Linked DNA regions of Homo sapiens: region 2 is linked to region 1. A link is an interaction called in ENCODE POLR2A ChIA-PET data of the cell type or tissue named here. Cell type or tissue: B cell. All regions are shown on one strand. Links, peaks and the distances in the headings refer to the core of each region. The heading gives the core; the rest is flanking DNA.

Region 1 (4,400 bases), core at 257-4,256:
TTAATTAAAATCCTAATGAAAGAGAATCTGATTGATTCAGCTTGGGTTAATGTTTATTCCCATCTAATCAGTTGTGGTCAGTAGAAAGAGGTCATGTGGCATCCTGAGTTACCCAAAGAGTAACAGGATTGGTGCCTATGTTATAGCCATTCCCTCTTCTCCTTTGATAATAGAACACCACTTCTGGCAGGAATGTACCCAATCCCAGGAGATGAATCATAGCTGGTCCAAGTCAATTATGATAAGTGCAATTTCCTTCTGCCAGATATGTACTTACTCAGAATCCCTCCAAGCTTGGACACATCACATATTTCTGGCCAATGAGACATAAAAGAAAGCCAAGGGAAGGTTTTCTTCCAAAATAGTAAGTTGTAGGAAAAGAGTTCCTTCCTTCCATACTCTTGACTCTGCTGCATGAATGTAAGTCATGCTTTGTGGTACTAACTGATTCCCAGAGATGGCAATTCAGAGCCATGTATCATTGAGCCTCGACACCAGCACTAAATTAACATGAAGTATCATGTTAATTTAGTTTTTTTTTTAGTCAGTATTATTTGATTACTTTTAGTTAGGCATTCTGTTACTTAGATCCAAAAAGCATCTAAACTGGTAGGTATCTCTTCTGGGGCTCTAGCAGGCATAGATTCTTTCAGAAGGAGATATGAAGACAAGAAGGAAATTGTTGACACTTCTGGTGTAGTTCTTCCTGTGGCAGGCATGATGTTAAGTACCATATACCTATCTTTCCAGCTATCCTATCTTTTACCTAAGAAGTAAAGGTATCCTTACCTCTAAGGTGAAATCAATATTGTCCCCACTTTACAGATGAGAAAATGGAGCTTCAGAGAGGGTGAGTACATTGCCCAGTGTCATTAAGTGCAGTGCTAGGGACAATGCTAACCCAACGCAAATCCAAACACTTTTCCCACTTTCATACGTATTGCCATCCAAAATGGCACATTACATACTGTGGATACTGAAATGGCTACCAGAGGGGAAGATAAACTGGACAAGACAGAAAATTTCACAAAGAAGGGAAAACTTGACTGGACTTTCAATAAGAGGTAGAATTCAGAGAATAAAAGCAAAGCAGGAAGGACATTTTAAATGGAAAGAACACAGAAGGCTGTATGAGAAGGCAATGCTGGTTAGACTGATGAGGGCTAGATAGGATGGGGTCATATATTGAAGGGTTGTAAGAGCCAGCTTAAACTTAAAGCTTATATTCAATATAATAAAATTGGTACTAGGGAACCCTGGAAGGTTTCTGAGCAGAGCAGAAAAGCAATATATTGACAGTAGTGTTTGATAGAGTTTTAAGGTGGCATGAATACCGGTAATACAGGTATTGGAATATTCCAAAATAAAAAGAACATGACCTGGTTTTCTTTTAACCAAGGATATGTGTTATTGTCTAAAAGAAAGTGGTGAAATGGAAAGGAAGATTTGTTAGAGAATCCATTTAAAGAACTTGTTGGCCTGGCATGATGGCTTATGCCTGTAATCCTAACACTTTGGGATGCAAAGGTTGAGGACTGCTTGAGACCAGGAGTTCAAGACCAACCTGAGCAACACAGTAAGATCCCATATTAGTCCATTTTCATACTGCTATAAAGAACCGGCCAAGACTGGGTAATTTATAAAGGAAAGACGTTTAATTGACTCATGGATCAGCATGGCTGGAGAGGCCTCAGGAAACTTACAATTATGGCAGAAGGCAAAGGGGAAGCAAGGCACCTTCTTCACAAGGTAGCAGAAAGGAGAAGTGCCAAGTGAAAGGGGAAGAGTCCCTTATAAAACCATCAGATCTCATGAGAACCCACTGACTATTATGAGAACAGCATGGGGAAACTGCCCCCCATGTTTCAATCACCTCCACCTGGTCTCTCCCTTGACACATGGGGATTATGGGGATTACAATTCAAGATGAGATTTGGATGGAGACACAAAGCCTAACCATATCATTCCGTCCCTGGCTCCTTCCAAATCTCATGTCCTTTTCACATTTCAAAACTAATCATGCCTTCCCAACAGTCCCCCAAAGTCTTAATTCATTCCAGCATTTAACCCAAAAGTCCAAGTTCAAAGTTGCATCTGAGACAAGGCAAGTCTCGCCTATGAGCCTGTAAAATCAAAAGCAAGTTAGTTACTTCCTAGATACAATGGGGGTACAAGCATTGAGTAAATACATCAATTCCAAATGGGAGAAATTGGCCAAAATGAAGATGCAGCAGACCCCATGCAAGTCTGAAGTCTGCAGGGCAGTCAAATCTTAAGCTCTGAAGTGATCTCCTTTGATTCCATGTCTCATATCTAGATCATGCTGATGCAAGAGATGGGTTCCCATGGCCTTGGGCAGCTCTGCCCCTATGACTTTGCAGGGTACAACCCCTCTCCTGGCTGCTTACACAGGCTGGCATTGAGTGTCTTTTCCAGGAACACAGTGCAAGCTGTCGGTGGATCTACCATTCTGGGGTCTGGAGGACAGTGGCTCTCTTCTCACACCTCTACTAGGCAGTGCTCCAGTGGGGACTATGTAGGGGCTTCAACCCCACATTTCTCTTCTGCACTGCCCTGGCAGAGGTTCTCCACGAGAGCTCCACCCCTGCAGCAAACTTCCTCCTGGGCATCCAGGCATTTCCATACATCCTCTGAAATCTAGGCAGAGGTTCCCAAACCTCAGTTCTCGACTTCTGTGTACCCACAGGCTCAATACCACGTGTTGCTTGTGGCTGGCACCCTCTGAAGCAATAGCCTGAACTCTATGTTATCCCCTTTTAGCCATGGCTGGAACGCAGGGCACCAAGTCCCAAGACTGCCCAAAGCAGCTAGGCCCTGGGCCCAGCCCACAAAAACATTTTTTCCTCCTAGGGCTCCAGGCCTGTAATGGGAGGTGCTGCTATGAAGTTCTCTGACATGCCCTGGAAACATCTTCTCCACTGTCTTGGCAATTAACATTTGGCTTCTTGTTACTTATGCAAATTTCTGCAGCTGGCTTAAATTTCTCTTCAGAAAATGGGTTTTTCTTTTCTATCGCATCATGAGGTTACACATTTTCCAAACTTTTACACTCCACTTCCCTTTTAAACATAAGTTCCAATTCCAAACCATCTCTTTATGAATGCATAAAACTGAATGCTTTTAGGAGCATCCAAGTCAATTCTTGAACACATTGCTGCTGAGAAATTTCTGCCACTAGATACCCTATATCATCTCCTTCGAGATCAAAGTTCCACAGATCTCTAGGACAGGGGAAAAATGAATGCTGCCAGTCTCTTCGCTAAAGTATAGCAATAGTCACCTTTATTCTGGTTCCCAACAAGTTCCTCATCTCCATCTGAGACCACTTCAGCCTGGACTTCATTGTCCATATCACTATCGGCATTTTGGTCAAAGGCATTCAACAAGTCTCTAGGAAGTTCCAAACTTTCCCACATTTCCCTGTCTTCTCTGAGCCCTCCAAACTGTTCTAACCTCTGCCTGTTACCCAGTTCCAAAGTTGCTTCCACATTTTTGGGTATCTTTATAGCAGAACCCCACCCTCTGCAGTACCAACTTACTGTATTAGTCCATTTTCATACTACTATAAAGAACTGCCTAAGACTGGGTAATTTATAAAGCAAAGAGGTCTAATTGACTCACAGTTTAGCATGGCTGGAGAGGCCTCAGGAAACTTACAATCATGGTGGCAGGTGAAGGGGAGGCAAGGCACCTTCTTCACAAGGCAGCAGGAAAAAGTGCCAAGTGAAGGTGGAATAATCCCTTATAAAACCATCAGATCTTATGAGAAGTCACTACCATGAGAATGTCATGGGGGAAACTGTCCCCTGTGATTCAATTACCTCCACCTGGTCTCTCCCTTGACATGCAGGGTTATGGGGATTACAACTCAAGATGAGATTTGGGTGAGGACACAAAGCCTAACCATATTAGACCCCATCTCTACAAAAAATACAAAAACAAAATTAACTGGACATGGTGGCATGCACCCATAGGTCCTATCTACTTGGGAGGCTGAGGTGGGAGGATCCCTTGAGCCCAGGAATTTGAGACTATAGTGAGCTATGACAACATCACTGTACTCCAGCCCAGGTGACAGAACAAGACCCATCTCTTTAAAACAAAACAAAATAAAACTTGTTGACTGACTAGATATGGGAAATAACAAAAAAAGTTTCCCTCAACTTCCTTCCTTTTTTTTAAAAAAAGTATGTATATTATCTCTGTGTCTGGTCTTTCTTTATTCCATGATTTTCCTTTGACTGTATTCTCTTCTTTAGTCCTTTCACTTCCTCGTACTTGCTCATGCTGGCTGAAATGCTAGCTGCAGGTACACAAAGTTTTTGCCAAAAAAGTTTTGAAATTGTGGACTTTTTTTTAGTCAATTCCACATAAAACAC
Region 2 (4,400 bases), core at 203-4,202, 76 kb before region 1:
TGGGCCAGGGAGAGTGCCACCTGTCTTTAGGCCTTACTGTAACCATTTTTTTTTAGAGCCTGGATTTTTTATAAAAGTATATAAGGAAAGTAAGATGAGTTTTGATAAAAAAAAAATAATAAGAAGGCATAGAAATGTGATTTTTGTTAAAGGGAAAGTAATTTTACCTGGTTTAGAGGATTTTTATTATTTTTAATTAAAGAAGTAAAAACAGTGTCAAGTAAAGCTATATGAATATAGAAAGGTGAAAAAGAATGTAAATTTTTGTCCTAAGGTACAATGACAGGACAAAACTGAAGGTTTAAGCAAGTTATAGAAAGTTTATGAAATTGAGCTTGTGAAAGGAATTCTGTGTGTGCTTAAATTGGCTAAAATGTAAAAGGGATTATTTAGTTTTCCTATAAGTTAAGCATTAATATCAAAAGCACACCGATGTGAGAGTCTGGGCCCCTGTGTCAGACTAACAGGGTTTTATTTGTTTGTTTCTTTTCTGTAGGGTCGATCCACTCTATAACAAAAGATTGAAAAAGTTTTTTAAAGGCTTATGGAAATCTTACCTTGTGGTCTAACTGATTGAGATTGGACGGTTTTGTTTATTTATAAGGTTTTATGAAAAATTAGCTTTAAGTCATTGTTCTCCTAAGGCAGGAAATGGCTGTGATTCCTGATCTGAAGAGTTTTATCTTGGGTAGTACTGGTTTCCAGTGATCGACGGTTTAGGTACACAGGATTTGGAAAAGGAGTAAAATGGATTATGTTGGCCTCCACCAACTAGAGCAGGACAGGCTGAAAGAATTGTTGACAAAAGGAAAAATAAGAAGGGAAGACAGAGTATTTGGTTTGATGGAAGGGCTATGACAGTGAGGATCACACTTGGAAACCAGAGTGCCATCTCGTGAAACATGAGGAATGCAGACACCACGTCAAAAAGCAGAAAGAGAGCACACTGACCAGAACAAATAGCACTCTCCAAACAATGCTAGGAAATAAATCTCCAGATCCACCAACAGAAGCTTTGATAAGACCTCTCCTAAGTCACTAGAGATTGGCAAACACTATGAGTCTAAAAACAGCCAGTTGTTTGCTGCTACCCAGAAGTTCAGGAAAAACACAGCTCCATCTCTCTCTAGCTGGAAGAATATTGACCTAGCAAAGTCAAGTATCAAGATATTTGTGTTTATGAGCCCCATTAAGAGCAGGACCACAGAGAATGGCTTTCAGAACAAGAGCCCCCAGAAACTGGACCCTGTTGAGCAGGGTCAGGAGAATATGGTGGTGACTGAATAGCCAGTTGGAGCTATAGAATAGCGGCTGGAGAATAGTAAGTTGGAGCTTTATTGGACCCCTGTGCATAGAGCAGGTCAGGATGGGAAACAGGCCCTGAATACACCCACTAGTGCCTCAGGTGTCTGGCCCCATGACTACAGCCATGACCAGGGCCCTAGTTGTTAATGGGAAAGGTACGAGGCAGAGGTTGCAGTGAGCTGAGATGGCACCACAGTATTCCAGCCTGGGCAACAGAGTGAGACTCTGTCTCAAAAAAAAAAAAAAAAAAAAAAAAGAGAAATCCAAAGTGCTTTGAGCACAGCCGCTGCTGAAAACAGCAAGCTTATGCTACTCAGTGCCATTGGCAGTGCCTTCTGTTGTGCACTTGACTTTATTTATTTTATATAGCATTCAACAAATGACAGCAAAAGAGAAAGCACTAGAACAGCAGAAGCTACCAGAAACTTTGTGAATACTTTCATACAGTTTCAGAAATCTATTATTGTAGTAGTCAATGGCCCAGCCATTAGGCTAAGCGCATCTATATTGCCTCTTTGCAATGTGGTCTGTACTAATGAAAAGGCTTGGTTTCCACCGCTCTTTACTATCTTTGGACAGAATCCAGATGGCTGTTCTACCATTGTTTCCTAAAGTAATGGAAGGGGCATTTGCAAATGAGATATTGCTCAGTGGGCAGAAGATGACCACACAGGAAGCCTGTGGTAAAGGTCTGGTAGCCCAGGTATTTTGGCCCGGGACCTTCACCCAGGAAGTTATGATTTGAATTACGGAGTTTGCCTCATGTAATCCAGTTGTGCTTGAGGAATCCGAAGCCCTTGTGTGCCGCAACATGAAGATGGAGTTGGAGCAGGCCAATGAGAGGGAGTGCAAAGTGCTGAAGAAAATCTGGGGCTTGGCCAAACTGATGGACTCCATGTTAAAGTGCTTGCAGAGGAAAATTGATGAGTTGTGACCGTTAAGCTGCCAGCTGATGTCACTGGGATGGGCTGAGCAGAAGAACATCATTGGTTTCCCTAATCCATTCTTGCAGCCTGAAATAAGCTCACGCATAGTTCATGCTTGGAAGCAGGACTGGAAATACCCAAGTTATTTATTATCAAGAAGTTTTTAAGTACTGTAGCTTTAAAATAAGTAACTACAAAGCTGCTTTGTCCACACAAGTGTAAAAGTATAATGGTGAGCACTAGACTGCTCTTGGAAGCTCTAATTTTCGTTTTCTTTGGCTAGTACAATATAAAAAAATGGAATTCTGTTTTATTAGTTTTGAATTGCAGAAAAGTCTAGAGTAATGTTTGATAATGTTTTTCTCATCTTTTTCTTCTAGAATACAGAATCTAAAGGGGTATCAGCCAGCCTCCCTAACACAGAGATACAGAATGTCTGAGGTATTGCCTTTGTCTCCAAGAAGGTACAAATACTTCAGAGATGGGAAATTCTAAATCAAAAGTGAGACTTAGCTTGTAAGATAAATCTTTCTGATTAAAAATCCACTGGCGAGCACACCCCTAAACCAAACATATGCTTAGGATTCATGCTGAGATACCAATTGGTTTCCTCTTCTTTTTTAAATATGTCCAGCTCTTTCCCAGTTAGCATGAAGAAACCACTGTCTCTCTAAAAGAAAGCTTGTTTTGTAATATTAGTGAATCACTAAATAGCTTAATCTTGAATATCTAAGTTATGTTAGTCTTACCAAGCTTTAAATAGTTTTTCTGACCCTTAAAAAAAAAATAAAAAATAAAAAATAACTCCAAAGTGCCTTTTATTACTGGGTCAGAAATATTACCTTATATGCAGTTTTCATTTTCTATTTGCAGATATGACTAATGTATTACATCAAAATAAAGTATTTTTATGTTTATAAAATGCAATTTTGAGGTTCACTTAGAATATATTTTATTTAATAAGTTAAAGTTCTTTTAACATAGTATTAGTTGCAGAAACTCCTTTCAAAACAAAAAAAGAACTACCTTATTTTCAACTTTTAATGTTCTTGGCCTCTGCTTTTATGTCTATACAATATACTAATACAATATGGCGTCCAAGAGTGCCCTGTGTGGGTAGACAAGTGAATTCCTTCCAGGAGTGAGTACTCATTCCAGACTACAGATGCTTACTGTATTAGTCTGTTCTCACGCTGCTAATAAAGACATAACTGAGACTGGGTAATTTATAAAGGAAAGAAGTTTAATGAACTCACAGTTCCACATGGCTGTGGAGGCCTCACAATCATGGCAGATGGCAAAGGAGAAGCAAAGCCATGTCCTACATGGCAGCAGGCAAGAGTGCTTGTGCAGAGGAACTCCTATTTATAAAACCATCAGATCTCATAGGACTTATTCACTACCACAAGAACAGTATGGGGAGAACTGTCCCCAAGATTCAGTTATCTCCACCCGGCCCCACCCTTGACACATAGGGATTATGACAATTCAAGGTGAGATTTGGGTGGGTATATAGCCAAACCATATCACTTATTATTAGTTAGGCTTCTGAGTTTGCAATCATATTGAATGTATGAAGAGTGAAAAAAAATCAAAACCTTATTTCTGTACAATGTTGAAGTTTATACTCAGAACTGACCACCACCCCAGCCATGCAAAGTGCTGTACAGTGTGTAAATCTACCTTTACCTTGGATTGATGGGTACAGTAGTTTTGCATCTGTGGGGCCTACCTTTTCATTCAGTAGTTTGAACTATATATAAACTGCATAATCTGTAAAGTTTTTATAGAATAAGTATTCAGCTGTGAAAACTGGTTAAATCAAACTAACATTTCTTACACACAAACACATATACATATACATACATACATACAATTAGCTTTTAATAATACACTAAATACAAAGGTAAATTTGGTTTTCTCTTTTGAACAAGATTTTCATGTAACATTAAGAGAGAATAAAATGTTTTTGTTTACCTTGTAATCCAAAATTAAAATTCTAAGCCCTCAGCTGACTAAATGGATCCCTCTCTTGCAAGGTGGTCCCAAAGAAACCTGAAAAACTAGCTCAGGTGTGATGGGAAGGGAAAGCTGGACAGGCCTCGTTATACCCTCCTCTCTTTGGAATTTAGGCACAACCAACCAATGTTAACATTAAAATAGAGATCA

The links. ChIA-PET counts read pairs that join two places held together with the same protein. Peaks named below come from ENCODE experiments on the same cell type or tissue, not always from the same donor. Only the 100,000 strongest peaks of a DNase experiment are listed, where the experiment ranks them.
Region 2: POLR2A ChIA-PET joins it to region 1 with 5 read pairs; 2 of 35 experiments call an interaction of 5 or more read pairs at or near these places.

What each region holds. Positions count from the first base shown.
Region 1 is chr3:16,614,731-16,619,130 of GRCh38, reverse strand. No RefSeq gene overlaps it. Among named protein-coding and RNA genes, the nearest start is that of DAZL, 12 kb to the right of the region's middle. In B cell, for the core only: no CTCF peak of the experiment used is centred there; a DNase peak (open chromatin) is centred at 1,770.
Region 2 is chr3:16,690,584-16,694,983 of GRCh38, reverse strand. It overlaps the pseudogene LOC124905414 and the pseudogene CDYLP1. Among named protein-coding and RNA genes, the nearest start is that of PLCL2UT, 31 kb to the left of the region's middle. In B cell, for the core only: no CTCF peak of the experiment used is centred there; no DNase peak of the experiment used is centred there; H3K27ac peaks cover 890 bases.